2 separate regions of the Homo sapiens genome follow, and region 2 is linked to region 1. Evidence: read pairs that join two places in POLR2A ChIA-PET (ENCODE). Cell type or tissue: PC-9. All regions are shown on one strand. Each heading gives the region's core, and the rest is flanking DNA. Links, peaks and the distances in the headings are about the cores only. Region 1 overlaps ABCC11 (ATP binding cassette subfamily C member 11). Region 2 overlaps LONP2 (lon peptidase 2, peroxisomal).

Region 1 (15,829 bases), core at 6,765-10,764:
AAGACCCTGTCTCAAAAAAAAAAAAAAAAAAAAAAAAAATCAATAAAAAAGAAAAGAAAAGAAAAAGAAACCAATCTCTCAGAAAAGAATTCCCCAAGTCTCCCATTCTTAGATTGAGAGCCATCTCAGTGTGTTTTCTTACCGATGATGACCGCAGTGCAATGACTGCTTCTGGTGGTGCTTCTCCTGGGTCATTTTCCCTTGAATATTTTCATCTATGGCATTGGCCACAGTGCCTTATTATTTTCTCTCCCCCTTCTTCTTCTGTTTCTTTTTCTCTCGCCCCTTATTTTTGCTTTACTATTTTTTTTTGGTATAAAATATTTAAGACCTAAACAAGGTTTAGAAAATAATTAATAAAAACCCATGTATCTACCACCCAGATTAAACAATAAAACATTGATTCCACTCTCCAATTCTGTTCCAGTTCTCCCTTTCTGCTCTCCTGACTTTGTTGTTTATTGTTTCCATGCATGTCTTCATACTTCTACAGTGTATGCATGAATCTCTAGACATGAAGAAATTCCTTTTGCATATTTTTAAACTTTATAGAATTTATTTTTTACTTTCTGTGTCCTTTGGTAATTTCATTTTTTCCCTCAACATTATGTTTTTTGAGATCTTCCATGTTGATACTTGTAACTTTATATATATATAGATATATATATATATTTTTTTGAGACAGAGTCTGACTCTGTTGCCTAGGCTGGAGTGCAATGGTACAATCTCAGCTCACTGCAGCCTCCACTTCCCAGGTTCAAGCAATTCTGCCTCAGCCTCCCGAGTAGCTGGGACTACAGGCACACGCCACCACACCTGGCTGATTTTTGTATTTGTAGTACAGACGAGGTTTCACCGTGTTGGCCAGGCTGGTCTTGAACTCCTGACCTCGTGATCTGTCCACCTTGGCCTCCCAAAGTGCTGGAATTACAAGCATGAGCCACTGCACCCAGCCTTATAACTTTATTTAATTCTCCTTGGTATAGCATTCCAATATCTGAATGTACCAGAATTTATTTCTCCAAGATGAACAGTTGTTTCTTATTTTTCACTTCTACAAAAAAAAAAAAAAAATACTTCAGTGTATATCCTTCTACGTGTACCTTTGCACACATGTTTGAGAGTTTTTTTGGGTAGGGTTTTAGGAGTCGAATCGTTGGTTCATAATTCTTCAAAAATCTTCCATGTTACTGAATAGGTCAAATTGTTCTCCAAAGTAGTTGTACCAATCTACAATCCTCTTGATAGTTAAGGAGAGTTCCTTTTGCCTCAGATCATCACCAACACTTGGAGTTGTCCAACTTTTGAATGTTTGCTCATCTGTTGGTATGAAATAATATTTTATCATGGTTTAAATTTACATTTTCCTGGTGAATAGTAAAATCAAACATCTTTCCATGTGCTTACTGAAGCCTTTCTTTCTTTTGACTGTCCAGTACTTAGAATTTTGTGGCCAGATCATTTTGTTGGAAAATGGGAAAATCTGTGAAAATGGAACTCACAGTGAGTTAATGCAGAAAAAGGGGAAATATGCCCAACTTATCCAGAAGATGCACAAGGAAGCCACTTCGGTGAGTCCTGCCCCACTGCCCTCACTACCCACGGTGGACGCACGTGTACTCAGGGCCTGTGCTCTCTCCCCAGGACATGTTGCAGGACACAGCAAAGATAGCAGAGAAGCCAAAGGTAGAAAGTCAGGCTCTGGCCACCTCCCTGGAAGAGTCTCTCAACGGAAATGCTGGTAATGGTGTGGGAGATAGGACAAGAATGTCTGCATGCCTGCCTGGGTCCTCCAGAGGTCCCAGTGTTTCCTCCTTGACCCCAGACTGGGCCATGTCCCTCAGTGTCTTGAGACCCTAAGCATTTACATACACAGGTTCCAGAACCAAGTAGTTGAGGGCCATGGGGTGTAGACTGATGGGCAGGAGGCCTGAAGGATCCAGGAAGTGAGTGTTGTGGGGGGCACAGCTAAGGTTGTACATCAGAGGAAGGATAGGGGGTACCTTTGGCTCTGAGTGGCACAGATTTAAGACTTGACCAGGCATCTAGACATTCATTCATTACACACTGCAAGAGAGTAAATATTGAGAGCAAAGGTATTAGGGATCAGAAATGAATTGGGTTTAGCCCCTGATGTCTGGAAGCTCATGGCTTTGCTCTTGTCTGGGGCAGAGTAGCAGAAGGGAGCGACTTCCATTTTTCAAGTAAGACAGTTCTGGATTTGAATCCCAGCTCTGCTGCTTACAAAGCTGTGTGACCTTAGCCATCTAACTTAACCTCTCTGAATTCTCGGCAAAAGTGGAGATTAGATGAGGTCATATATAGGGAAGCCCCCTACACAGTACCTGTCACATTGTAGGCTCCTGTCTCCAACTGAGTCTTTTTTTTTTAGACAGAGTTTGGTCCGTTGCCCAGGCAGGAATACAGTGGCTTGATCTTGGCTCACTTCAACCTCTGCCTCCCAGGTTCAAGAGATTCTTGTACCTCAGCCTCCCAAGTAGCTAGGACTACAGGCACGCACCACCACACCGGCTAATTTTTGTATTTTTAGTAGAGACTGGGTTTCACCATGTTGCCTAGGCTGATCTCGAACTCCTGAGCTTAAGTGATCCACCCACCTCGGCCTCCCAAAGTGCTGGGATTATAGGCATGAGCCACTGTGCCCGGCCACCAACTGAGGCTTTTTGAAGAAAACCTACTCAAAAAATTTCCATCCTGGTGTAATTTCCCTCAGGATTAAAATTCCAGAAAAAGAGCACCGTTCCCCAGGAAATACTGGGGTGTCGTTATTAGAAGGGAGAATAGCAGGCAGCAGCAGCAGACAGTCACTGTCGTGATGTTTGTTGTTACAATTATCATCAGAAACATCTATGGGCATCTCCAGGTACCGGTCTTCAGGCCAAGCTCAAGGCCAAGAGTCCACCTGGGCTTGTGTCAGGGCTGTTTTGTGAAGCATTATCTCAGAAGTGTATGGCTGCAGGGCATCTTAGCAAACTTCTCGGCTTTCCGTTTTTTCGGACAAGGAAACAGAAGGGTTAAGTGATTTGCCTGATGTTGCACAGTGTCATAGTGACAGTTCTGAAACCTAGGTTTTCTGGTCCCAGGTGGTTTTCTTCATTCTTTCCTGCGTTTCTCTCAGCCCATCACACACGTGAGACCCCGCAGTCCCTCCAGAGTTTATTGAATGGCTAAGGATGGATCCCTTTCCAGGCTCTGGAGCCCAGGTCAAAGGTTTCTTTCAGTAGAGTCTTCCATGAAAAACCTTAGACATAGGTGGGGCACTGAAGCTGGAAAGTGAAAAGCTGGCACAGGATCGAAGCCAGAGACAGAAGGAAGCAGATCATGTGATTGGCAGGCATACCACTTTTCTCTTCTTCTACCCTGACCCAGTGCCGGAGCATCAGCTCACACAGGAGGAGGAGATGGAAGAAGGCTCCTTGAGTTGGAGGGTCTACCACCACTACATCCAGGCAGCTGGAGGTACGGTCCCCATGCCAGCCCAGGGCTCTCTCTTGGAGCAGCCCTATCCCTGGAACTGGGTCAGATTGGAACACGTGAGGTCATGTGAAGTAGAGAGGTCCAGAGGAGCCATGGTATTTATTGGCCTAACTTGCAAAACCAAACTCTACTCAGTTATAGCAACTCTACCACCAAAGCCAAGGTTGGAAGTTATATTTTCATGTATACTCATTATTTCAGTGTTTTTCTATTTTTTAATTAAAAAAAATTAAAAAAAATAGAATAGACATGGGGTCTTGCTATGTTGACCAGGCTGGTCTTGAGCTCCTGGCCTCAAGCAATCCTCCCATCTCAGCCTCCCAAAGTGCCCCTGCCTCATTATTTCAGTGTTTTTCAAACTCTGGGCTCTGCTCCCTTAGCAGGTTTTACAATCAGCTGAGTTTATCATGAGCAGCACTGAAAGACATGAAATAGAATCGGAGAGAAAATAGCGGCCACATCGCAAAAGGTCACAGTGGTGGGACTTTTATTTTGGTGTGATTTAAAATTTCTTAATTTTTATTTCTTAAGGCAGGCAGAGGGCAATTAGAAGTTCAAAGCTACTGCCTTATTAAATGGTATATATCATCATGTATATTTACTGTACAATGTTGTAAACACAAAACTCAGTATATGGTGCTGTACTTATCAAGTAATTTAAGAGATTTTTGAGAGTAATTTTTACTCCATGAAACTTTTTACTCATCGTTTACATTGGAAGCTGACCCTTGTGTAAGATGTCTCCTGTCTGCATGCCTGGGGGAGGAAGAGGTAGGCTGTGCACACAGAACGCCGTCCCCACCCCGTCCACCATGGGTATCCTGCAAGGAGTAACCCAGGGCCTGCCCAGACAGAGCAGGAAACAGCAAATGCTTGTGAAATGCATGAATGGATCTAGCAGCTTACATTGATCTGTATTTACAAAGTGCCTGCTATGTTCCAGGCACTGTGCCAAGCTCTAGAGGGGAGGGGTATAAAGTCATCTAAGAACCAACCCTGGAATCTAGCTGGAGAATTAAGACTTGCTTCCATCAGATGGTAAGAGAGATCTCTGTGGCCAGGGAATCTCAAATCTCATCAAAGAAGAGATAGCCCTTGAAGGAAGGATAGAATTTGGGAAAAGACTGTGGGCACGGGACATGTGAGCATGAATAGATGAGAGGAGTGCTAGAGCAGGAGGCAGTGCCCCAAGGAGTGTACCCTGCCTTTTCCTGCCCTTAACTGCTTCAAATCCCAGCTCTGCCACTCACCAACTCTGCAAGTTTGGGCAAGGGAGTTCCCCTCTCAGATTAAGTTTCCTCATTTTATTAGCCTATTTGTGCTGCTGTAACAACATATATTAGACTGGGTAGTTTATAAAGAACAGAAATTTATTTCTCACTGTTCTGGAGACTGGGAAGTCCAAGATCAAGGTGCTGGCAAGTTTTTTGTCTGGTGAGGGCCCAGTATCTACTTCCAAGATGGCGCCTTGAACGCTGTGTCCTCCATCCCTGGAGGGGATAAATGTTGTATCCTTACATGGTGAAAGGGACAAAAAACCAGGAAGGCAGCTCTCTGAAGCCTCTTTTTTAAGGGCATTAATGCCACTCATGAGGGCTCCATCCTCATGGTCGTCACCTCTTAGAGGCCTCACTTTCTAATACCATCACCTTGGGAATTTGGTTTCAACATATGAATTTTGGAGAGACACATACATTCACACAGTAGCACTATTGAAAATGGGGATAGGAATTACTAATTCAGAAATAATGCATACATTTGGTACTATTCCTGGCATGTAGCACATAATAGTACGTACCACATAAAAGGTAACTGTTATTATTATTTATAAAACTGAACCTGCAGGACCTGCATAAGGTGAACTAACTTCTCTAGAACACTGCCCTGTGCCAGGCACTGGGCTGAGTGCTTCACACACATTATATCATATCATCTTCAGCATGGCTCTGAAGCTGGTAAGGTTATCACTATTTCATAGGTAAAGAAGTGGTATGTTGCTGACATTTGGTACCTTATCCAAGGTCACACGGTTTGGAAGTGGTGGAGCCAGGATTTGAACCCAGGGCTCTCTGACTTTGGAACCCAGCTCTTCCCATTCCTCCAAGGTGTCCACATTGGGTGGGGCTCAAGGGTTTCCAAGCACTCAAAGACAGAGATGGCCGAGCAGCTGAGTCAGCAGTTGCCTCGCACCTGTTTGTGGCACTTGTACATCACCACTGTCTCCCTCCCAGGTTACATGGTCTCTTGCATAATTTTCTTCTTCGTGGTGCTGATCGTCTTCTTAACGATCTTCAGCTTCTGGTGGCTGAGCTACTGGTTGGAGCAGGGCTCGGGGGTGAGTGCCATGAGGTGGATGGGCTGTGTTTCTATGGGCTTGAGTGAGGTGGGGTGACTTCTTGCTCCTTGAGACCACAAGAGCCAGAGCATGGCTTGGGACCCACATGACAAGCCCAGAGCTGGTGTTCCAGAGAGAACCGTGGGGAGCCAGGACTCTGGGGTTCCCCTGGCACAGGCCTCCTGACTTTGTAGAATGGGTGGTCGCCTGTGCAGTCTTACTGGAAAACCAAGAGATTTATATCCCCAGACAGTGCCCCAAGAATCTTTGCATTCCACTGCAGTAACTGTCTCCTTTAGCTCCAGGCTGGCCTCCATACTATGGTTTATTTAAAATATACTTCTGGTCTTGTGAGCTGGGAGCCACCACGGGCCACACTGTGTCAAGTTATTTCACTAATCTCCCCACCCACATTCAGAGGAAGGTTCCACTGTCTCCATTTTTCCAAGGGGACCCTGTGCCTAGAGAGGATGAAGAACCTGCCCTAGGACAGGACAGGGCCGGAACTTGAACTTGGTGCTTAGAATCGAAGCCATGCTTTTCCCACAGTACTCCATATGGTTAATTTCTGGATCGTGTACCAGGAGGTTTGGGTCAGGAGAGCAGAAGCCACTCTAAGTATTTAGAGCTTCCAAGGATTTAATATAGGGAATTAGAGGCTCAGTCAACCATTGGAGGGGAATTGGCCATCAGGGATCTCAGCTGAACTGAAGTGGGTGATTCCCAGGATGCCTTCCAGCCTCTGGAAAAACCCCACACCCCATGCTCCTGCCCACAGTTGCCACTGAGCATGCTGGCTTCTCCTCTTCCACCTTTCTGTTTCCCTGTGGGTGCCTCTCCTTGGCAGAATCTGACCTGAAACCATGCTGGGAGGGGTTCTGGGAAATCACGTTCCCAAGCTTCTCGCTGCATCACAGCAGAGCGTGCACAAGGGCCCAGCTGCTGCAGTGTCCACGGGGCAGACTCTGAGGGCCTGATGCAGGGCAGGGCAGTGGGAATGAAGGGCAAAAGAGAGTAGCCAAGCGCTGAGCAGGGAGGTTTGGGCAAACAGCTTCACCTTCTACCAGCCACAGATTCTCACGTGGCCCCAGGGAGAAGGCTTTCCCTGCCACTGAATTTCCCCCGGACACCTGCAGTCAGACCCCCTGTTCTTTCTTGAAGACCAATAGCAGCCGAGAGAGCAATGGAACCATGGCAGACCTGGGCAACATTGCAGACAATCCTCAACTGTCCTTCTACCAGCTGGTGTACGGGCTCAACGCCCTGCTCCTCATCTGTGTGGGGGTCTGCTCCTCAGGGATTTTCACCAAGGTCACGAGGAAGGCATCCACGGCCCTGCACAACAAGCTCTTCAACAAGGTATGGGCCTGGGTGCTGGGTGGGGCCGAAGGCTGAGCTCTGAACTTGCCCAGCTTCATTTTTATTTTTTTATTTTTTTATTTTTTAGAGCTCTGTAGCCCAGGCTGGAGTGCAGTGGCACAATCTCCACTCATGGCAACCTCCACCTTCCAGGCTGAAGTGATCCTCCTGCCTCAGCCTCCCAAGTAGCTGGGAGTACAGGCACATGCCACTAGATCTGACTAATTTTTGTATTTTTTGTAGAGACTGGGTTTCACCACGTTGCCCAAGGTGGTCTCAAACTCCTGGGTTCCAGTGATCCATCCACCTCGGCCCCCCAAAGTGCTGGGATTACAGGCATGAGCCACCACCCCCGGCCTATTTTTTTTTTATTAGTAGACCTTAATTATTTATTTATCTGTAGAGATGGGGTCTTGCTCTGTTTGCCCAGGCTAGTCTCAAAATCCTGGGCTAATGCAATCCTCCCACATTGGCCTCCTAAGTAGCTAGAATTACAGGTGTGAGCCACCATGCCCGGCCAACTTTATTTTATTATTATTTTTTATTATATTTTAAGTTTTAGGGTACATGTGCACATGCAGGTTAGTTACATATGTATACATGTGCCATGTTGGTGTGCTGCACCCAGTAACTCGTCATTTAACATTAGGTATATCTCCTAATGCTATCCCTCCCCCGTCCCCCAACCCCACAACAGGCCCCAGTGTGTGATGTTCCCCTTCCTGTGTCCTTGTGTTCTCATTGTTCATTTCCCACCTATGAGTGAGAACATGTGGTGTTTGGTTTTTTGTCCTTGCAATAATTTTCTGAGAATGATGGTTTCCAGCTTCAGGATTATAAATCATGCTGCTGTAAAGATAAATGCACATGTATGCACACGTATGTTTATTGTGGCACTATTCACAATAGCAAAGACTTGAAACCAAGCCAACTTTATTTTTTGAGCACTTTTCGTTTACAGAAAAATTGAGATGAAAGTACAGAGAGTTCTCATATACCTGCCTATCACTCAGGCTGGAGTGCAGTGGTGTGATCACAGCTTACTGCAGTCTCGACCTCCTGGGCTGAAGCAGTCCTCCCTACCTTAACCTCCGAGTAGCTGGGACCACAGGGGCACACCACCATGCCTGGCTAATTTTTGTATTTTTGTGGAGACAGGTCTTGCCATGTTGCGCAGGCTGGTCTTGAACTCCTGGGCTCAAGCCATCTGCCCATCTCAGCCTCCTAAAGTGCTGGGATTACAGTTGTGAGTCACTGCACCTGGCCCATTTCTCTTATTCTTAACATCTTGCATTAACGTGGGACATTTGTTACAATTGATGAGTCAATATTGGTACATTATTAATTACTATTATTAATGAATATCCATAGTTCACCTTATGGTGCATTCTTTGTGCTGTGCATTCTATGGGTTTTGAAAAATGTATAATGACATGTATCCATGGTACAGAATAGTTCCGCCGCCATAAACAAAACCCTGTGTCCCACCTATTCATCCCTCCCTCCCTACCCTCAAACTCCCAGCAACCACTGATCTTTTTTACTCTCTTCATAGCTTTGCCTTTTCTAAAATGTAGTTGCAGCTGGGTGAACCAGGCTGCTTGGTGAGAAGGGAGTGATGAAAGTGCGGTGGAGCTCTCCTGCTGGAAGTCTGGTTCTAAGAGCTCAGTGTCCCCTGATGGAGGGCCACAGTGACGCTGGCCTCCACTGGCTGAGCATGGTCATATACAGAGTTGCTTATGATTGCCCTGAGTTCTCTTTGAAGTGGATATTATCCTCATTTTACATATGAGGAAACTGAAATCTCACATATGTTAAAGTTGGAATATGTGTTTGGTTAGAATACTGAATTGTCAGCTGGGTGCAGTAGCTCACGCCTGGAATCCCAGCATTTTGGGAGGCCTGAGGTGAGTGGATTGCTTGAGCTCAGGAGTTCGAGACCAGCCTGGGCAACAAGGCAAAATCTTGTCTCTACCAAAGATATAAAAATTAGCCGGACATGGGGGCTTGTGCCTGTAGTCCCAGCTACTTGGGGGACTGAGGATCAAGGAGGATCGCTTGAGCCAGGGAGGTGGAGGTGGCAGTGAGCTGAGATCATGCCACTGCACTCCAGCCTGGGAGACAGTGAGACCCTATCTCATTTAAAAAAAAAAAAACCAAATTGCTTATGGTATCACACTGCTTCTTGGAAATGTCATTCCTCTCTCTCACTTACTAAGTGTTACTATGTGCCAGGTTCTGCAGTGGGCATGAGGCTTACATTAGAGAATGCACAGTGCAGGTAGGGTTTGGGCCATCATGGATGTATAGTCTAATGGGGGAGATGGACAAGAAAACAGGCCATTGTCGTAGATATGTAAAGTTTATCACGGGATGGAGCACACAGGGCCATGAGAACATAAGAGGCACCTTGTCTTAGCTTGAGGGCAGGGGAAGAAAGTGGGGAGAGTCCAGAAAGCCTTCTTGGGGACTTCACTCCTTGAAGGAGGAATCAGATTTAGCCAGCTCAAGACCAGGAGACTGAAGGTGAACAAAAGCAGAGCACTTCTGGGAGGAGAATGGAGCTCTGGAAGGCTAATCTCAGAGGTGGGAGTGGGGGTTTTGACTTGGAGACGCAGGAGGTGAGGAGCGGCCCATCGTTCCTTGTAGACTGAATGCAAATTGTGTTGCCATGAAGTGTTTCAACTTTGGCAGGGTGAGACAAAGCTTTTCCCCACCTCTCAGATAAAGCTTGGCAGAACCAGAAAGCAGGAGGGGGAAATTCTACCTGAGGCCTGACACTTTCCCACCCGGCCTCTGGGGGTGGCCCTCGGCCCTCAAGGTGGTCTCTGAGTTTCTTTTGATGGCACATTCCAAGATTCTAGAAATATCCAGTGCCCATGCCTCTAAATGACATTTCGTATTTTAATTTTGAGAAATGTTCAAGTTTCTTTCCATGAAAACGTGTTTTGTGTTTAAAATATTTTCCTTTTTCCAGTCCTTTCATGGCTTTTTAAACTTTAAATTTGTCTTTGTAGTTTTAAAGAATCACAAGTAAAGGATAAATCTTAAAAAGTTCGCTCAACTGCAAGCACAACAGAAAAAAATGAAGCAAAAATGAACAAACAAGAACAACCCCAGATCATTTTGATACTTAGAAGACAATCAGAAACTGAAACCATTTTCCCTTTGTCGCCACCATTGGTCCCTAATCCAAAGTAATGCTGGGCTTCCACAGATGCATCTTCCTCACCCACAGTGGAGCTGACGTCCACTCCTGTGTCCCCTCCACAACCCTGCCATGCCCCGCACCTGCAAGGTGTGCTCAGAGTCCTTGAAGGGGTGACCCTTTTGCCCTTTGATTCCTCTGAGTGATCATGACAATTCTGATTGCTTTAGCTCAAGTATTTAATAAAACATTCTGGAAATAAAATTGAAGGGATTTTAGAGGCAGAAAAAGCAAGGAGGCTTTAAATCTGCTCCTCCAACCCTCACTACCCCACCAGCTAGAAAGCAAACATACATGAGAGCTACGCTTGGTCAGCAGTATCCATGCATTTGCGATGAGAGCAGCTACAGAGAACACTTCATGGCTCAAATAATTACATTTAGTAACCGTCAAAATGTCCTTCCCTCCTCTTTCTTTGAGTTTGGCTTTAATAAATGCCATTGGCTTCTATTCATTTCTACTTCTTGCATTATAGCTTGAGAAGTACATGGGGAAATGTAGGTGGTCATTTGGTCAGTGCCATGAACCTTTAAGAAATTGCCTTCTGTGAAGAGTGACTGTGCCAGGCTTGGGGAAGCCTCAGAAGGCCTAATTGGATCATGGTTTTGCCATTAACCACTTGCGTAATGAGTAAGTTACAGAGCCACTTCCTCTTCTGCAATCTTCAGTTTCCTCATCTGCAAAACAAGGACACCAAACTAAATGCTTTTGTTAGAGCCTACCTTGTGGTTTGACATGTCCTTTGATCTCCGAAAGGCCTCATGGCCACTGGCTGTTAGAGATCAACTTGCAGGTGCCACCCTCAAGAAGGGGGCAGTTAAGGCTAAATTTGATCCAAGGGTCCAAATCGTGTGCAACCCAGTAGGATTGCTGCTCCTAATCTTTGGCAGTCCTGAGTGAAAATGGTCCCATCTGTAGAAAATAATAAGAGCTGGTATTGGTAGAATGCCCTACTGGGGGTGATGGAGGGCAGGTAAACCCCAGACTGGGGCTTAGTCCATGAGGGTTCTTGGCTTTGCCCAGGAAAGAATTCAAGGGCAAGCCAGTGGTAGGGTAGAAGAAAACAGCTTTACTGAAGTGTCACTGTTGCAGTTCTGGCAGTGTTGCAGCTCTGTGACTGACCCTGCAGAGCAGGGCTACCCCGTAGGCAGTGTGCTGAGAGCTGCAGCTCAGGGCAGGTTTGCAGTCATATTTATACCTACTTTTAATTACATGTAGATTAAGGGACAGTTTATACAGAAGTTTCTAGGAAAAGGGTGGCAACTTCCAAGTCATCAAGTCATTGATGACCCAGAAAGAGGCGGTAACTCCTGGGTGTTGCCATGGGAATGGTAAACTGACACGACACACTGGTGGGCCTGTCTTATGGAAAGTGGCTTCCACCCCACCCCTGTTTTAGCTAGTCCTCAATTTGGTCTGGCGTTCAAACCCTGCCTCCAGAGTCAAGTCTCACCTCCTACCTCAGGGGCAGGCACTGCTCTGAGCATTTTTAATGTATTCTCTCTCTCTCTAATAGCTTTACAGGATATAATTCATATACCATACATTCAGCCTTTTAATTATACACTTCAGTGTTTAGTATATTTGAGGAGTTGTGTGATCCTCACTACAACTCTGTGAAGCATCGTTTTCATTCCCATTTCGCTAACGAGGACCTTGAGACTCAGAGGAACTCAGTACTTGCCCGAGGTCAGACAGCAGTAGGTGGAGGAGTCAGGTAGCCGTGGAGCCCATCCATGCTTTTAAATCATTGCTCTACATTGCCTGCCCTGGAGACCCCTGGGATCCGTGGCTCTTTAGAGTCAAGGGTAACAGGCATCTTCATCCAATCTTGAGCAGGGCCTGCAGCTTCTCTCATGGTCTGCGTTGATTTTGTCCCTGCAGGTTTTCCGCTGCCCCATGAGTTTCTTTGACACCATCCCAATAGGCCGGCTTTTGAACTGCTTCGCAGGGGACTTGGAACAGCTGGACCAGCTCTTGCCCATCTTTTCAGAGCAGTTCCTGGTCCTGTCCTTAATGGTGATCGCCGTCCTGTTGATTGTCAGTGTGCTGTCTCCATATATCCTGTTAATGGGAGCCATAATCATGGTTATTTGCTTCATTTATTATATGTGAGTAGGTTCTTTTTGCTTGTGACTTGGGGAGCAAGGCTGGGACCAACCCAGACTAGATGGTCCCAGAGGTGGACGGTCCAGGTCCCTTACCTCCACTGTCCATGCAGGATGTTCAAGAAGGCCATCGGTGTGTTCAAGAGACTGGAGAACTATAGCCGGTCTCCTTTATTCTCCCACATCCTCAATTCTCTGCAAGGCCTGAGCTCCATCCATGTCTATGGAAAAACTGAAGACTTCATCAGCCAGTGAGTCCTTCTGCTGCCATTTGAGAATGATGGAACCACAGGGGTGGTGGGGAGCAGGGAAAGAATGGAGCGTCTGGGAGTGGCATCATCTTCAAAAGCATCAGAGAGCACATTGTTCGATGGACGTATTTCTCTGAGCCTCCAGAACCTGCTGAACCATTCTTTCATTTATAAGAATGAAAAATGTAAATGATAGGAAAAATGTTTGTAAACTTTAAAGACCTTGTATATATTGTGTATATATATATGGACATATGTATACATACATTTAATGATAAGGTGCATTACTGTGCAAACACATCTTGCATTATGTTATTTCTTTCACTTCCAAACAAATATCTATCTTTAACAAAATAATGAGGAACAATAGCTTTCTAAATAATAGAACTTCCTTCACTACTCATGCCATAGATTTGCCCCCTAAATGTTGAAACAAACAAGCAAACAAGTCCTGTGATTGTTGTTGAGGTTTAATGGTGTAACACGAACTTATCTGTTTGTAGAGAATAATCAAGCACGGTCTTCACCTACAAGAAGTTCATAGTCTGGTGGAAAAAGGGAGAAACAGGCACATGTTTTTGTAATTATACGTGATTGAAGAAGGTAGATAGCATAAGAGAGGGGCAGATAAACTGCTTGGGAATTCAGAGGGGAAGGAGGTGGCCTGGGGGAATCAGATAAGGCTTTCGGGAGGAGGTGGCATCTGAGCTGGCCTTGAAGCCTGGGTAAGACTTGGGCACACATTTGGGAGACGGTATGTGCTCAGTTAGCTGGAATATTGGATTAATTGTGGCACCTGCTCTCTCAGTGGCATTATAGACCACTCAAGGTCTGTGCAGACTCTAGGACTGAGGGGATCCTGGAGCGGTGCATTCATTCAGCCCACACTGAGAACCCTGCCCCAAGGTATATACTAAGATAAGCAGATGAAGAGAGTCTGGAGGGATTGGAGCTGTTGTTGGGGAAGGTGTCAGAGAAAAGGACCCTGAGATGAAGTGTGGGTTGAGCTATGGAAATATGTGGGTAGGAGCTCTCCAGGCAGAGGGGACAGTAAATGCAAAGACCATGAGATGGGGGAAGTAGGTTTGAAGGATAGCAAGGTGGCTTGAGCACAGGGGCCACAGAGTGACCAGGGTCTGTTGTGTTTAATCTGGGAAGGCCTCAAGGTGGAGGTGACTCAATCAGTATAGAAAGGTAAGGTGGACAGAATTTGGAATGTCTTATGCAAAGGTTCAGAGGGTATGGACAGAGTGAGTCAGAAGGGCCACTCTGCTGGGGTGATAGCCCACTCAGATGGTAAGATGGTTTTAGTTGATGAGTAAATGAATATTTAATTTCAATAATCAAAGGTTTATTTGAATGTACTTTAGAAAAAATGCAACTAACATATCAAACCCATTATTTATATAATTTAAGGTTGTGATTAAAGTTTCTTTTAATATACATTCTCAAACAAAGCAAGTAAAATAATAATACTAATCAAATAACAGTACAGGTTGTGATTGACATGGAAAACTGTGATGGTGGTATGTGAAAATTGGAAATTGGTAGGTTTCTTGGTTGGAAGTGACAGAAAAAACTAATGCAAACTAGCTTAAAAATATGACTTAAATATGGCAAAATACTAACAATTGCTAAATTAGGTAGAGGGTATACAGATGTTCACGGAATAAACTTTTTAATTTCTTGGTACTTTAAAAAATTTTCATTAGAGGGTATACAGATGTTCATTAAATCAAGCTTTTAATCTCTTGGTACTTATAAAAATTTTCATAGCAAAAGGCTGGGGAGGAGGACTTGCTTAAAGTGAGGCTTAATCCAGAGACTCAGCTAATGTTCCCCGGGTGTCTCGGTTTTACTGCTCTGCCTTCCATGGTGTTATTTTACCTTTAAGCTCCCAGAGACCCTCTGGTGGCTCCAGGCTCCCCTCCTAGTAGCAGAATGGTAGTTTCAGATATCCCATCATCCCACTGAAAGGAATCACTCCCACACTCACTCACACGTCCTGGCATTTATTCACTCTCTGTGGCCAATTTGGGGTAACTCACCCATCCCTGAGTGAGTCACAGAGGTTAGGCGAGGAGCGCGTGCTAAGGATGGGCCTTAGCAGCAGAGCCTACTCCTCAATCTGGGTTAGGAGTCAGGTCAACTTCACCCAAATTCATGGCTGAGAAAGGGGTAGGGAGGAACTCCCCAAAGAAAAATCAGGCCCTGCTGCTGGGAGTGGGGAACTGGATGCTGGAGGAAGCAGCCGGTATCTACCCTGACCCGGGGAGACCCTAGGTCAGACAAACACATGGTTCTTAGTCTGTGCTTTCCTTCTCAGGTTTAAGAGGCTGACTGATGCGCAGAATAACTACCTGCTGTTGTTTCTATCTTCCACACGATGGATGGCATTGAGGCTGGAGATCATGACCAACCTTGTGACCTTGGCTGTTGCCCTGTTCGTGGCTTTTGGCATTTCCTCCACCCCCTACTCCTTTAAAGTCATGGCTGTCAACATCGTGCTGCAGGTGAGGGGGTGACTCTGTGTGGGCCCTCTCTGAGCTTTGCTCATCCTCTGCCTGTGGCTTCTGGGCAGACTCAGGGGGTCCTCAGGTGTTCAATGACACCTTAGGCTCTGGCCACGTGTGATCTTAGGAGCTATGTGCTTGGCCTTCTGAAATTGGTACTTTGCTCTGTTTCCTTGTGGTCAGCTCTGAATTGGGAAGTCTGTATTCAAAGGTATTTAATAGGATCACAGGACACTGGGAGTGAAGGGGAGCCCACAGATGACAGAGTCCAGTGTGCATATTATGCAGATGGGGAAACTGAGGCCCAGACAAGGGAAGGAGTTGTCCAAACAGATGCATGTTAGCAGAGCTGGAACGAGAACACTGATCTCTTGGCTTCCTGGCTGCTGTCTTTGTACCTAACCGTTCCTATCCTGATTGAGCTGTCAAACCTTTCTGAATCACCTGGAAAGGTTGTTTAAAAGGTGGGTTTCACAGCCCAGCCCCTAGAACAGGGCTTCTCAAACTTAAATGTGCCTAAGACTTGAAACAGACTTCTGGACCTTAGCCGGGGGGTT
Region 2 (15,829 bases), core at 4,248-8,247, 100 kb before region 1:
CTCACCGCAACCTCCACCTCCCTGGTTCAAGCAATTCCCCTGCCTCAGCCTCCCGAGTAGCTGGGATTACAGGCACACACCACCACGCCCGGCATGCACCTGTGGTCCCAGCTACTTGGGAGCTGAGATGGCAAGATGGCTTGAGCCTAGGAGGCAGAGGCTGCAGTGAGCCAAGATCATGCCACTGCACTCCAGCCTGAGTAACAGCATGAAAACCTGTCTTAAAAAATAAATAAATAAATAAAAAGAATATCTTTGTTACAGTTAGAATTACCCATGAAAAGGTAGTTATTCGCTAGAATTAAGCATACTGGGACTGGAAGTATTCAAGCAGGTGAGTTATACTTGGAGATAAGAAAGACTAGAACATTAGGGTCTATGACTGTGACTTATCACAAAAGATGAAAAACTCAAATATTGATACTCTATGTCCTAAGTTTGGTAACTCACTAAATATCCAAAAACGTGCCTGGAATAGTACATACTTGTGCTGTTTTTAAAAACAATATCAAAACTAACAAAACTGCTCCAGATATTTCCTTATGTCCACAGCTTTTAAGATCTGATATTTTGAGTTAACAAGTATACATAAAAAAAGAAACAGTTCTCTAGGTAACAACTGGGAAATATAAATAATGATCACTCTTCAGAATCATTATTATTCAGATAAACTCTGGATTTTTCTCCATCCCTCATATTTTACAGATGGGGAAGCTATCAAAAATGTTAAATGACTTATTGAAAGTTACCCAAAGGCATCATGGGTGTTATCTGGAATAATGATATTGTTGGAAGACTCAGACATATAAGTCACTTAATTTATTTCTCCTGGCATTATCTACACCATAAATCACAAGACAAATTAAGAAAAGGAACCCCCAGGTAAGACTTAGTCTTACTGCTTTGTATATAAATCTAAATAGATCCATAAGAAGGCATAGATCAAAAGACAGTCTGGCCAAACTCTAAGTCAAAGTTCAAAATAGAGAGATACTTCAAATCTCTTAAAAACAGTAGTTACTAGAAAAGGGCCGCAAGAGGAGAGCTTGGCAGCCTGACATGACTTGCTGGATGATGCAATGGATCTGTAATACTGAGCTAGGAAAACTGTAAGAGGCTGTGGTGGATATAAATTCTCAACAGAGTATATTTTCCATTCAAACAGGGAATCTGTAAATTAGACTAAGCAATACTCTATTCAGATAATTTACACACTGCTTGCTACAGGCTTAAGCATTTGGTAGTAAACTTGGGAAGGCACCTTCTCTATTGTTCCAGTGTTAATTCTGAAGATCAAAATTCTAAGGATTTTAAAAATCTCTCAGCCAAAGAGAAGAAAAGAAAAGTGAGTAACTTAAATCAGATTATCTGAAAGTAGCATATCACCTCTTAAGAGAATTCAACAACTTTCAAGATCCTGGGCATAAAAAGTGTCTCTATATTTGCCATGTATTTGGTTTTTAAATGATCAAATTAACCCCTTATATTGCTATTGTGGCAAAGCATAAATTTCAGCTTTAGCTATAACAATATTCCAAATGGTTTCTCTGTAAACTTCTGCCTAGTGTAGAGAACGGTGTAAATCAATAGTTATGATAACACTTGCTGGAAGTTGTTGAAGAAAGAGAAATGGATGCTATGGGATGCCAATAAACTAATCTCCTTTTCAGGAGACTGTGGCTTATCTCAAAAGATGAAAAACTCAAATATTGATACTCTATGTCCTGTTTGGTAACTCAGTAAATACTCAAAAGTTGCCTGGAGTTAATGAAGCCTCAGGATGGCTAACTAACCTGGTGATGATGTCAAGAGTGGTGACCTGGGGTATCTGAATCTGCTGTGGAGTCAGCCCATGTTGTTCCAGCTGCTTGGGGATCAAGTGCCTATGGGCAATCTCTATCTTCTCCTCCTGTGTATAACCTGGAAAAGAAGAGATCTTGTTTTGTAATTATTTACATGGCTCCCATAATGCCATGCTTTGTTTTTTGTTTTTTTTTTTAGAGACAGAGTCTTGCTCTGTCGCCCAGGCTGCAGTGCAGTGGCGTGATCTCGGCTCACTACAACCTCCACCTCTCAGGTTCAAGTGATTCTCCTGCCTCACCCTCCCGAGCAGCTGGGATTACAGGCATGCACAACCACGCTGGCTGATTTTTGTATTTTCAGTAGACAGGGCTTTGCCAAGTTGGCCAGGCTGGTCTCAAACTCCTGGCCTCAAGTGATCCACCAGCCTCAGCCTCCCAAAGTGCTGAGATTATAGGCATGAGTCACTGCTCCCAGCCAGTGCCATGCTTTTTTAATGAATCAAATGTAGATTAAATGGATCTTAGATTTAGAACAAATTTAAGTATTATTTCAAATGAGACTATAATTACAATGAAGAAATTTATTCTGGCCAGGCACGTTAGCTCACACCTGTAATCCTAGCACTTTGGGAGGCTGAGGCGGGCGGATCACTTGAACTTAAGAGTTTGAGACCAGCCTGGGCAACATGGCGAAACCCTGTCTCTACTAAAAACACAAAAAATTAGCTGAGCATGGTTGCGCATGTCTGTAGTCCTGGTTACTCTGGAGGCTGAGGCACGAGAATTGCTTCAGCTGGGGAGGTGGAGGTTGCAATGAGTTGAGATTGCACCACTGCACTCCAGCCTGGGCAACAGAGACTGCCTCCAAAAAAAAAAAGAAAAAGAAATTTGATCTAAGTCAATAATTGTTAAAATTTCCAACGTTTTCACAAACAAAACAAGCATTTACTAAGCACAGTGCTTGAAAGTTTTCTGATTAAATGATATATTTCCCAAAGAGGAAAACACCTCAAATCTTAGAGACAATTATCTCTTTATCCTCAAATCCTCTGAAATTTCAAATAGAAGAATAAATGCATCTTTTTAGCCTAATTTGATCTATACTTGAAACACACACACACACACACACACACACACACACACACACACACACCTCAATTAAATAAGCAGTGGGTTCCAAGGGAAGGGCTCTAAAGATACTGTTTCCAGAACTATGACTATAAAATAAATTGTAGCAGCAAAAGAAAACCTAAGATGTCCATATAAAAGGTTTTTTCCTCCACATGATGGTATATATATATATGTGTGTGTGTGTGTGTATGTATTTATATATGTGTGCATATGTATTTATGTATGTATATATGTATTTTTTCTATATATAGTATATTTAGAACACATAATGTTCTTATTTAATAGCCTGAATAAATATAGATTTCCTTTGTCTCTAAATCCCGTAAGACAAAATTCCAACTAATGTCCCTTTCCATTTAACAAGCAAAAATTAAAAATATGAATTGATAAGGCACCTTTTGAATGGAAAGAGGTTAGTAAACACCAGGAAAGCTAGAAGATCGGACAGCTAAATCTGCCAAAGGAAGAAGGTGGCATCATATGCTCCCCTCTGCAGCAGCTGTCCTGATTCTTTCACTTTACTTTAGTGTATCTAATGAATTTTCTGCCATAACTTGGAGTTTCCAGGGAATTCATTACTTATTTACTTTAGACTTTAAATACACACAATTAACTTTTTACTCTACCATATTTTAAAACTAAATACAGGAACCTGCAATGCTCACAGATAATTAAGAAATCCAGTTATATTGGGAGGCCAAGGTGGGTGGATCATGAGGTCAAGACATTGAGACCTTCCTGGCCAACATGGTGAAATCCCATCTCTACTAAAAATACAAAAATTAGCTGGGCGTGGTGGTGCACGCCTGTAGTCCCAGCTACTTGTGAGGCTGAGGCAAGAGAATTGTTTGAACCTGGGACATAGAGGTTGCAGTGAGCTGAGATCGTGCCACTGCACTCCAGCCTGGTGACAGAGTGAGACTCCATCTCAAAAAAAAAACAAACAGAAATCCAATTATAATTCACTTAGTAGTAAAAATATATTTCAGATTAATATGAAAAATACATTTAGATTACATTTAGAATCTAAAGACATTTAGGGCCGAGTGTGGCGGTTCACGCCTGTAATCCCAGCACTTTGGAGGCTGAGGCGGGTGAATCACCTAAGGTCAGGAGTTCAAGACCAGCCTGGCCAATATGGCGAAACCCTGTCCCTACTAACAATGCAAAAATTAGCCAGGTGTGATGGTGCACACCTGTAGTCCCAGCTACTCAGGAGGCTGAGGCACAAGAATCGCTTGAACCAGGAGGCAGAGGTTGCAGTGAGCCAAGATTGTGCCACTGCATTCCAGCCTGGGTGACAGAGTGAGACTCCATCTCAAAAAAAGAAAAAATAAGTAAAAGACATTTAGGCTGGACATGGTGGCTCACGTCTGTAATCCTTATACTTTTGGAGGCCAAGGCAGGCAGATCACTTGAGGCCAGGAGTTCGAGGCCAGACTGGCCAACATGGTCTCTACTAAAAATACAAAAATTACCTGGGCGTGGTCACGAGTGCCTGTAATCTCAGCTACTTGGGAGGCTGACACACGAGACTCACTTGAACTTCGGAGGCGGAGGCTGCAGTGAGCCGAGATCGTGCCACTGCACTCCAGCCTGGGCAACAAGCTAGACTCTGTCTCTAAATAATTAAATAAATAAAGACATTTAGATTCTACTCTACATTAAAAAAAAACTCAGTGATATTTGATCTCTTCCAGGGAAAAACAATTCTGAGCAATTAAAATAAGGTGAAAATGCTATAACTTATCTAGTGTTAGTAACTGAAGGAATACATTTTGCACGCTCCAGTGACAGGGAAGACATTTAAAAAATTTAACTATTTGACAGATTCAAGAGGAATTTAAAAGCGGCATGCACTTTAATATAAAAGTGAGGCCAGATTTTATGAGAAAGTTCAGTTACTCTTTTTTTTTTTTTTTTTTTGAAATGGAGTTTCACTCTGTCACCCAGGCTGGAGTGCAGTGGCGTGAGGCTCACTGCAACCTCCCCTTCCCAGGTTCAAGGGATTCTCCCGCCTCAGCCTCCCGAGTAGGTGGGACTACAGGCGCCCGCCACCATGCCAGGCTAATTTTTGTATTTTTATTGAGATGGTGTTTCACCACGTTGGCCAGGCTGGTCTCGAATTCCTGACCTCAAGTGATCCACCTGCCTCAGCCTCCCAAAGTGCTGGGATGACAGGTGTGAGCCACCACACACAGCCTGCCATTTTAGAAATTATACTAAAGAAGAATGTCTTATTTGTCATAAAATTATCATTCTTTCATGCTAATTAAATCTGAAATTGTTGTTGTCAACGTTTGCTGTTTTGCTCTTCCAGACTTTGAAGCTACATAGAAACTGATTTATATACATTCCTCAGAACTTCTGAAGATTGTATGTTGGCAAATGAACTTCTTTTAGTCAAAACTCCATAGCATAACTAATTTTAAAGTTATGGTCAGAAAGGCAAGATGTATCATAATGATTTAAGAGTCAGGTACCTGGAACCTGAATGATCTCCATTCTGTCCAACAAGGCAGCTGGAATGGTAGCAGTGGTGTTGGCAGTAGCTATAAAAAGAACTTGAGAAAGGTCAAAGGCCACATTTAGATAATGATCTGTGAAGTTATGGTTTTGTTCAGGATCCAACACCTAGGGGAGAACAAAAAACATTTTAAAAACTTTAGTAGTGCCAACAGAAGGCTGTATATAAGTGAAAACACACATGATGTACTGGCAAGGTTGGTATTTCTGCTCAGAAGAATTTAAGAAACAGACAAAACTAACATCTGAGCATTATTATTTGCATTCTCTACATTCTACATACTTTTTAAAAAATAAAATACGTTCAGTGTCAAAATTTCTGAAAATGTAATAGCACAAAGCAGCAGAAATTACAGTTTCAAGCTTTGTTCAAAAATCTATTTATTAATGACTCATTGTTTGGCCATCATAAGTTACCAGTCCTGCAGAACCAGTTTCCATCTTGGTAACACACCCTATCTAAACTGCTATGGGAATATAAAGCAAATGTGTAAAGTATTTTGAAATTCTCAAAGAACCAGTAAATAAGAACCCATATAATCCTCCTCAAACATTTTCAGAAAGTCTGGTATAAATTATTTAACTGAAAGGAGAATTCCAAATAAGAGTAACCTTTGCTATGAGTTAAATAAGAGTAAAAATTACTATGCTACTATATTCTGATACAGCAAAAAATTCACTATTTAAAAATGGCTTACTACAAAACATTGCTGCTTATAATAAGCAAAACATCAATAACTCTTTTTTTCTTGAGACAGAGTCTTACTCTGTTGCCCAGGTTGGAGTGCAGTGGCACAATCTCAGCTCACTGCAACCTCCGCCTCCCGGGTTCCAGCGATTCTCCTGCCTCAGCCTCCTGAGTAGCTGGGACTACAGGTGTGCGCCACCATGCCTGGCTAACTTTTGTATTTTTAGTAGAGATGGGGTTTCACCATGTTGGCCAGGCTGGTCTCAAATTCTTGACCTCAAGTGATCCGCCTGCCTCAGTCTCCCAAAGTACTGGGATTACAATAGCTCTTAAAAATATTTGAATTAGATACATTAGATAATTTATCAGTCAACTTGGATTCTTAAAATGTGCAACTGTACATTAAAGAGCTTCAAGTCACAGGCACTTGTTGCTAAGGGGCTGGTGCAGAACTTTCATAAGGCACCAACAGCTTCTACATGTTCCAAACCTTAAACATATTAACACTCTCACTTACGCCCAATTACTATAAATAGGGTTGCCATACATATTCAAAAAGGCAATAAAATGACTAATATACTCACCAACCACAATTTAACTATATAAGCAGTTTTTCCTACCTTCTGATTCTTTCTGAAGTTTTACTTATTTTCAAAACTATCCAAAGTTAGTTTTTTGTTTTGTTTTGTTTTGTTTTGTTTGAGACAGAGTCTCATTTTGTCACCAAGGTTGAGGTGCAGTGGCATGGTCTCAGCTCACTACAATCTTTGCCTCCTGAGTAGCTGGGATTACAGGTGCGTACCACCCCACCTGGCTAATTTTTGCAATTTTAGTAGAGATGGGGTTTCACCATGTTGGCCAGATTGGTCTCAAACTCCTGGCCTCAAGCAATCCACCTGCCTTGGCCTCCCAAAGTGCAGGGATTACAGACGTGCGCTACCACGCCCAGCCCCAAGCTAGTCTTAATTCTAGGCCTCATACATAATTCTGAATTTTGTTAAACATTAATTATTACTGGAAACTCTATCTAGAATTCCCAGAAAGCTCTAATTTCACATTTTCACAAGACTTAATAATGTTTAATATCATTAAAAAACAAGTACTTTCAAGTAATCAAGGAAAACTAATTATGTTCAGTATTGAATTGGTTAAGAGTGGTCTTACTATCTACTAATCATCTAAAAACTGTTCACAGGCCGGGCACGGTGGCTCACACCTGTAATCCAAGTACTTTGGGAGGCCGAAGCAGGCAGATCAGTTGAGGTCAGGTGTTTGAGACCAGCCTAGCCAACATGGTGAAACTCTGTCTCTACTAAAAAAAAATACAAAAATTAGCCTGGTATGGTGGCACATGCCTGTAGCTCCAGCTACTCGGGAGGCTGAGGCATGAGAATTGCTTGAACTTTGGAGGCAGAAGTTGCCGTGGGCTGAGATCACGCCACTGCACTCCAGCGTGGGCGACAGAGTGAAAATCCAACACAAACTAACAAACAAATGAACAAACAAACTGTTTAGGTACGGAAAATGTTTATGTATGGAAAATAGTTAAAACTATCATCTAGTGACAAAAACGCTCTTCTTTTGACGCAAACTTGAGTCAGGCTCCTCTGAGTCCTCTGCTCAACTAGGCCAATGTCAGCCTTCCCTCTGTCTTTGTAAAATCCAATTTGAGCAAGAATCCTGCTAAGTCAGGTTAGCAAAAATGACCCATACCCATACGTATCTGTTCTCACTTCTAACCCAGTATCTTTTCACCCTGGCCTCCCTTCAGCAAGAGTTCTGTTGTGTCCTTCTAGTGAGAATCCCCCGTAACCCCAATTCTTCCTCTTAGAATGTTTCCCTCTACTGATTCCCCATTCACTCTCCTCCTGTCACTGCAAAACCCCATTGCAGTGTTTCTTATACGTAGTCTCCCACCTTGAATAAAGTAATCCTTACCACCTTTAATAAGCGTCATGAGTAATTTTTTAACACTAGCTAAGGAAAAAAATCTATTCTTTTTTTTTTTTGAGACAGTCTCGTTCTTTCGCCCAGGCTAGAGTGCAGTGGCGCGATCTCGGCTCACTGCAAGCTCCGCCTCCCGGGCTCACGCCATTCTCCTGCCTCAGCCTCCCGAGTAGCTGGGACTACAGGCGCCCGCCACCATGCACGGCTACTTTTTTGTATTTTTAGTAGAGATGGGGTTTCACCATGTTAGCCAGGATGGTCTCGATCTCCTGACCTCGTGATCTGCCCACCTCGGCCTCCCAAAGTGCTGGGATTACAGGCATGAGCCACCATGCCTGGCCGGAAAAAATTCTATTCTTTAATGGCTCTAAGCATATGTAATTCATATATGCTGGATATGTTTTAGAAATGGCTGTCAGACTTGAACAAGTAATTTTTTTCTCTTAAAATTTTAAGACACTAGCGTTTTTAAAAAGTAGGAAAATTAATAAAGCAATGTTTCTGAATTATGAAGGAGGTTTTTAAAACAGTGTGACAGAATACCTAGATTATAAGGAGAAAAAATTAGTGATGCTTGTTAAAAGAAAAACTCTAGATAAATTAACAGTTTAATTGAGCAAAGAACAAGTCTCAAATTGGGCAGCTCCCAGAAACAGAATAGGTTCAGAGAAACTCTGGCATATGGTTTGATAATATTTATGGACAGAAAAAGGAAAGCGACATGCAGAAAACAAAGAGTGTACAGAAACAGCGGGATTGCTTACAGCTTGGTGTTTGCTTTATTTAAAGTTTGTTAACAGCTGACTTCCTGTGACTTGCTGAAAATCTGTGATTGGTGTTAAGAATAGTGTGTTTACACAGCTAGTTAGGCTGCAGTTTACTTTGTAAGGGGAAACCTTTAGGCCAAACTTAAAATATTAATATGTAAGGAGGCAGACTTAGGCTAAATTTGTGCCCAATTTGCCTGCCTTCCTCTTTTACTCAGGAAGAGTGTGAAAGGAAAGTAAATCTCAGGACCCCCAAATCACTAAGCAAAAGGGAAGAGACAAGCTGGGAACTGCGTCACACAAACCTGCCTCCCATTTTGTTTCCAAATAAGATAGCTACAAAGACAAAAAAAGCTACATATCTCCCTCACAATCCCCCCACTGAGAAATTCCTTGTGGGCCCCAAGATCTTTAACCTGTAACAGTTCTGTTGAATTTCACCCCAACCATGTAAATTGATAGCTTATTCTTTACACATACAGGACAAAGGACAGAACTCAAAGTCATCCCTCTGCTCACCTGAGACAAATGCATATCTGATGGCTTCCTGTACGCTATATTTATTTTATCTTATGTAGAAATGCAGATTCACTAAGCTAGATGAATGCGTCAGTGACTATTCCTCTGCTCCCCTCTCACAGGTGAATGGCTGATCAAAGACTCAAAAGAATGCAACCGTTTGTCTCTTGTCTACTCATACCTTTTAAAATTTCTTCCTCTTTCCCCAATATCTGCCCATTCCCCTTTAAATACTGAAGCCCTCACAATCATCTCTGGAGAACGTTGCCAAAATAAACTTCTAAACTGGTTGAGACCTGTCTCAGATACTTTCTGGTTTTCAAAAGCATAAAAAGACATATAGAATTTAAACAGCATCAGAAATACTGATCAATATTCTGGCAGAAAATAATTTCTGGTAATCACTACTCAGATGAAGCTCCGAGGCAAACTGGTGAGTCCATGGAAGGACGAAAATTACAATTAAGAGCTTTGTAGCTATCAAACCTCATCTTCTTACCCTAACTTCAGAGCAGGGATTCTACTGCCCACATCCAGGGCCACTTTCAAAAATAATTAGGGCTGTTTCTCCTTTATTCTCCCCAACTAAAAGATTTTCTGTATCAATCCTAGGACTATAATTCCTACCTACAAAGTATGACTGGGAATGGAAATAGCTGTGATATGACGCATTATTCCTAGGAATGTGAAGTCACAATGGGATGAACCGTGGGAGGAATGTACACTGAGAATTATTCTTCAATAATAATTTCTGACAAGAGAAGAACTATAGATGTCTGTAGGCAATCCAGGAATAGATTACATAGAGTTCATTACACAAGACTAGGTAACTGTCATCTTTAGGTGTGATATAGTATGATTATGCTTTTTAAAAGTGTATATCTTTTGTCGATAGCTACTGAAACATTTATGAAAAGATGATGTCTGGAATCTGCTTCAAAATAATCAGAGGTTGGGTAGGGGAGAATGGGAAGCAATAGATGAAACAAGATATTAAAGCTGGGTGATGAGTCCACAGAATTCATTATACTATCTTCTCTGCTTTTGCTATGGTTGAAATTTTCCACAACAGAAAATAAAGATAAAATAACATAACTAAAATCAGCTCTGAAAGCCACACACAATTAATACTATTATGATACTGTAAAATATATATTTGGCCTTCATCTCTTTGTTTCCTGACATGCAACTCCTAAAATCCTTGGAATCACCAAAGTGATAAGTATCATTTTGTATGTTAGTGATTGACTGGTGGCTGGCAGTCCCTCCACAGCTTCAGGATGTGGGCTGGTCACAGGAAAGACCAAGGCATGATTAGAGGGCTGAGGACTTGTCAGTTCCCCAGCCCAATCTCTTGGGAGGGGAGAAGAGCTAAGAGTTGAGTTGATCACCAATGGCCAGTGATTTAATCAATCAGGCCTATGTGACAAGGCCTCCATTAAAAACCCGAAAGGACTGAGGTCAGGAAGCTTCCAGGAAGGTGAATTTGAGCACACCCAGGTGCAAGAAGACTGGTGGACCCTGACTTCACTGGGATGGAAGCTCCTGTGCTGTTTGTTTGTATTCTTTAAAATATTCTTTTAATAAACCAGTAAATGCAAGTAAATTGTTTCCCTGAGTTCTGTGAGCTACTCTAGCAAATTAAGCAAACCTGAGGAGGGGGGCTTGTGGGTACTCCAATTTATAACTGGTTGGTCACACGTTCTGGAAGTCAACTCACGACTGGCATCTGAAGGGGGAGGCAGTCTTGTGGGACTCAGTGCTCAACCCGTAGGATCTGATACACTTTGTCAGAATTGAATTAGAGGACACCCAGCTGTGGTCGGTTGCTGAAGAACTGCTTGCTTGGCATATGGAGAAAAAACCCGTGCATTTGGTCAGAGGTGTTCTGTGTTGTGAGAGTGCAGTAGGAGAAACTGAGTTTACTTTTCCTCTATATCCTCAACTATGGAAATTAAATCTGTGATAAAGACAAACTTGAGAAAAGTGTTCAGGACATAGAAGAAAAAGGGCTTTAGAGACATGTAGGGGATAAATACGGGAAAAATTAAGAGATACAATTCATAACTGGTTAATATAACTAAAGAAGAGGTCTCAGTAAATTAAAATAGGGATTAAAGAAACGAAAATATTCTAGAAGACCTTGACACTATAGATTGAAAAGATTTAGATTCCTCCTCCTGTGCAATAAAAATGAGAATGTCATTAGAATAACACCTACAGAATTTTCAAGCAAAATTATCACTAGTTTAAAATATTTTACAATCTTGAATACATCAAATATATGTAATATATATAAGATATGATGCATAATAACAAAATGAACACCTGTGAACCTACTACCCATTTGTGAAGACATTTGTTTATCTATTTAGACCAGTGGTCACAAAAGTGGAAAATGACCCACCAAAGTGCAAGTAGAAAATATTAGTATTTGTATTTATCTTTTTTATTTATAAATACCAGAAAAAAATAGCTTGTAAATATTTAATATCCAAAATGGAATTGATGTCTTCACTTAGAAGAAGTTCCATAAGGTCGAAGGCTGCCTGTGGTGTCCTCACTTATCTGCCTTAACTATAATTACAGCACATTGCTGTCCATGTGTGCTGTGAAAAGAAAATATATTTGGCCCCCAAAATCACCAGACTAGAGGGAAAAATCAAGCTGGGAACGCTTAGGGCAAACCTGCCTCCCATTCTATTCAAAGTCACCCCTCTGCTCACTGAGGTAAACCTGATTGCCCCCTTTGGAAAGGCTAATCAGAAACTCAAAAGAACACAAGGGTTTGTCTCTTATCTACCTGTGACCTGGAAGCCCTCTCCAGAGAGCTGTCCTGCCTTTCCAGACCAAACCAATGTTCACCTTACATATGCTGATTGACGTCTCATGCTTCCCTAAAATGTATAAAATCAAGCTGTGCTCTGACCACCTTGGGCACGTGTCGTCAGGACCTCCTGAGGCTGTGTCATGGGCGCGCGTCCTCAACCTTGGCCAAATATACTTCCTAAATTAACTGAGACCTGTCTCAAATTTTCCGGGTTCACAGAGCCTAATATTACAAATGGGTTGAGTGGTTTAAAAAGATTCCTGCAAAGTATCATTAAAAAGGGTATAGGCAAAGGTATGAACCACAAGAAAATAACAGAGTTGACACTTTTATTTATATAATAAGCTAGGATAGACATATTATGAAGTAAAAACAATTATCTAATTAGAACACAGTGCTTTCATTGAAAATATAATTACCTTTTAAAACTGATTTCGTTTTACATAAAGTACATGATATGGGCACACTGGTACATATATATTATGTATCTATTATATATGTCCTTTGTTATGGACTGAATTGTGCCCCCTCAAAATTGACAGAATCCCTAACCCCCTCCGCTCTGTCTCAAGGGCAGTCAGGGTGAAGACTGTATTTGGAGACAGGGTGTTTAAGAAGGTAATTAAGGTTAAATGAAGGTAAGAGTGGGCCCCTAGTCTAATACAATTGGTACCCTTATAAGAGGAAAGAGGAGACCCCAGGGATGCATGCACACAGGTCTCCCGAGGACACAGCCACAAGTCGGTTGTCTGTAAGCCAAGGAGAGAGGCCTTAGGAGAAATCAAACCTATAAACACCTTGGTCTTGGAATTCTAGCCTCCAAAACCATAAGGAAATAAATTTCTGTTTGGTCTTCAAAGCTACCCAGTCTGTGGTATTTTGTTATGGCAGTCTTAAGAAATACATTCTAATACATTCTGACTGGGCGCGGTGGCTCATGCCTGTAATACCAGCACTTTGGGAGGCCGAGGCGGATGGATCACGAGGTCAGGAGTTCGAGACCAGCCTAACCAACATGGTGAAAGCCCATCTCTACTAAAGATACAAAAAATTAGTCAGGCGTGGTGGCACGTGCCTGTAATCTCAGCTACTCAGGAGACTGAGGCAGGAGAATCGCTTGAACCTGGGAGGCAGAGGTTGCAGTGAGCCAAGATTGCACTATTGCACTCCAGCCTGGGTGACAGGGCAAGACTCCGTCTCAAAAAAAAAAAAAAAAAAAAAGAAGAAGACTAATACATTCTTATTTTATTTACATATATATTACTACTGGTGCAGACAACAAAGAAGCCTTCTCAAATATAGAAGAGATTCAAAATACAACTCACACACAAATCTTTGAATGAAGTAACCTGAAGATATATTTCATCTGAACAAGTGATAAACCAAAATACAAGTATCAGAAGCATGCAGTGAAATCATTCAAGCACAGAATCAAAATGAAATGGGGGAGGAAGCACTTCTATTATATAATGGTAGAGTAAGAAACTCTGAAAATCTGCTCCTCCAGAAAAGCAATGAGAGCACTAGCAAAAATTGTCAAAATCAACTTTTTCAGAATGCTACATACTAACTTGCAACAATTTGAGGAGTGCTTATTCAAGAAAAACAGCTGAATCTCAATAAACAGAACGAGCTTTGTGATATTTTAACTTGCTTTACACTCATCCCTTTCTCTCAAGTTCATGGTAGCAAAATCAACAGCCTCATAACCCCAGTAGCTGTGAAAACCAGTAGCCTAGCAATCCTGTTAGGGGGTAGAAAAGGATTACAATCCTTCAAAAGCCCCATCCCCAGAGAACTGTCCCTGTTTGACTCTGGCAGTTCCTTAGAAGAGCTCCATATCCTTATTTGACTTAACTCAGAGAACACTCTGTGAGAACAGTTTTATCCTTAGGACATTTGCCAAAAACAACCAGTGGCAACTGTTTTAGCACTGCAGCTGCCTGAGGCAATGAAACTAGTTGGGACTAACAAGAGGCTGACCAAAAAACTTAAATGGAAAAACTGGGAAATGAGATATTCATGGGGACTTTGAAAAGCCTTGACATATGCCTGAGAATCCAAAATTTCATGTGAATGTGCAGGCTCTAAGTATATCCAGGAAAGACCTGAGAAGGCCCTATAAGCTCATCTTTGGCAGACACTGAGGCTCTGCAAAAGCAGGAAGTGAAGGCTAAGGCAGAGTTGTAAACCATCTGCCAAAGTGTGAAAGGCCCACTTCAATACACACATAAGAGCCCCTTGGGCAAGGAGTGGGAGAGCTACTGTCCAGGTACTTAAGGAAATCTCTGTCCGGTCACTAGCTGACCACTAAACAAACTGAGCAACTTCAGTGGTCACACATTAATGAATAAAACAGACTTTACAGAATGAAACCAGAAAGTCACTAAACAAACAGCAACAACAACAGCACAAACAAAAAACCCTTAAGGTTATATTATTCAATTATATATCTGACTGTATTTAATATAAATATAACACTCTAAATATTCAGTTTCAACAAAAAAAATTATGAGACACACACAAAGAAATACAAAAGTACGGCCCTAAAGAGTAAAAAAAAAAAAGAGAAGTCAGCTGGGTTCAGTGGCTCATGCCTGTAATCCCAGTACTCTGGGAGGCCAAGGTGAGCAAATTGCTTGAGCTCAGGAGTTCGAGACCAGCCTGGGCAACATGGCGAAACCCTGTCTCTACAAAAAATTGGCCAGGCATGCTGGTGTGTGCCTGTAGTCCCAGCTACTCGGGAGGCTGAGGTGGGTGGGTCACTTGAGCCTGGGTAAGGTCAAGGCTGCCATGAGCCATGAGTGCGCCACTGCACTCCAGTCTGGGTGACAGAGCGAGACCCTGTCTCAAAAAAGAAAAAGAGAAGTCAATGGAAACCATCCCTAAGGAAGACATGTTGGATTTATTAGATAAAGATTACAAATCAGCGGCCAGGCACGGTGGCTCACGACTGTAATCTCAGCACTTTGGGAGGCCAAGGCGGGCAGATCACAAGGTCAGGAGATCGAGACCATCCTGGCTAACATGGTGAAACCCCATCTCTACTAAAAATACAAAAAATTAGCCAGACCTGGTGGCAGGCACCTGTAGTCCCAGCTACTTGGGAGGCTGAGGCGGGAGAATGGTGTGAACCTGGGAGGCGGAGCTTGCAGTGAGCCAAGATCCCGCCACTGCACTCCAGCCTGGGCAACATGGTGAGACTCCGTCTCAAAAAAAAAAAAAAAAAGATTACAAATCAGCTACTATAAATATGCTTAAAAAACTAATGCCCCAACATTGATGAACTTTGAGGAAACTAAGTGAAGTCAGTCAATTATAAAAAGATAAGTACCGTATGATGCACTTATATGAGGTATATAGAGTAGTCACTCATAGAAACAGAAAAGAGAATGGTAGCTGCCAGGGACTGAGGGAGGGAGAAAGAAACAGGGAATTGCTGTGTAATGAGTATACACCTTCACTTTAACAAGATGAAAAAGTTCTGGAGATTGGCTGCACAACAATGCGAATGTGCTTAACATTACTGAACTGTACACATAAAAGTGGTAAAAATGGGACTTTTTCTGTTATATTTACTAACATTTAAAAAAACTAAAGGAAATCATGTCTAAAGAAT

The links. Peaks named below come from ENCODE experiments on the same cell type or tissue, not always from the same donor. Only the 100,000 strongest peaks of a DNase experiment are listed, where the experiment ranks them.
Region 2: POLR2A ChIA-PET joins it to region 1 with 7 read pairs; 2 of 35 experiments call an interaction of 5 or more read pairs at or near these places.

What each region holds. Positions count from the first base shown.
Region 1 is chr16:48,183,883-48,199,711 of GRCh38, reverse strand. It overlaps ABCC11 (ATP binding cassette subfamily C member 11), which reads left to right. Exons shown (of 30, transcript NM_001370497.1): 16 at 1,437-1,571; 17 at 1,645-1,741; 18 at 3,391-3,480; 19 at 5,730-5,833; 20 at 6,995-7,192; 21 at 12,285-12,511; 22 at 12,622-12,759; 23 at 15,086-15,272. Among named protein-coding and RNA genes, the nearest start is that of ABCC12, 36 kb to the right of the region's middle. RefSeq lists a silencer at 10,980-11,274. In PC-9, for the core only: no CTCF peak of the experiment used is centred there; no DNase peak of the experiment used is centred there.
Region 2 is chr16:48,285,753-48,301,581 of GRCh38, reverse strand. LONP2 (lon peptidase 2, peroxisomal) reads right to left here. Exons shown (of 15, transcript NM_031490.5): 9 at 5,417-5,567; 10 at 1,794-1,920. Among named protein-coding and RNA genes, the nearest start is that of ABCC11, 46 kb to the right of the region's middle. RefSeq lists an enhancer at 950-1,244. In PC-9, for the core only: no CTCF peak of the experiment used is centred there; a DNase peak (open chromatin) is centred at 5,911; H3K4me3 peaks cover 1,148 bases; H3K27ac peaks cover 2,693 bases.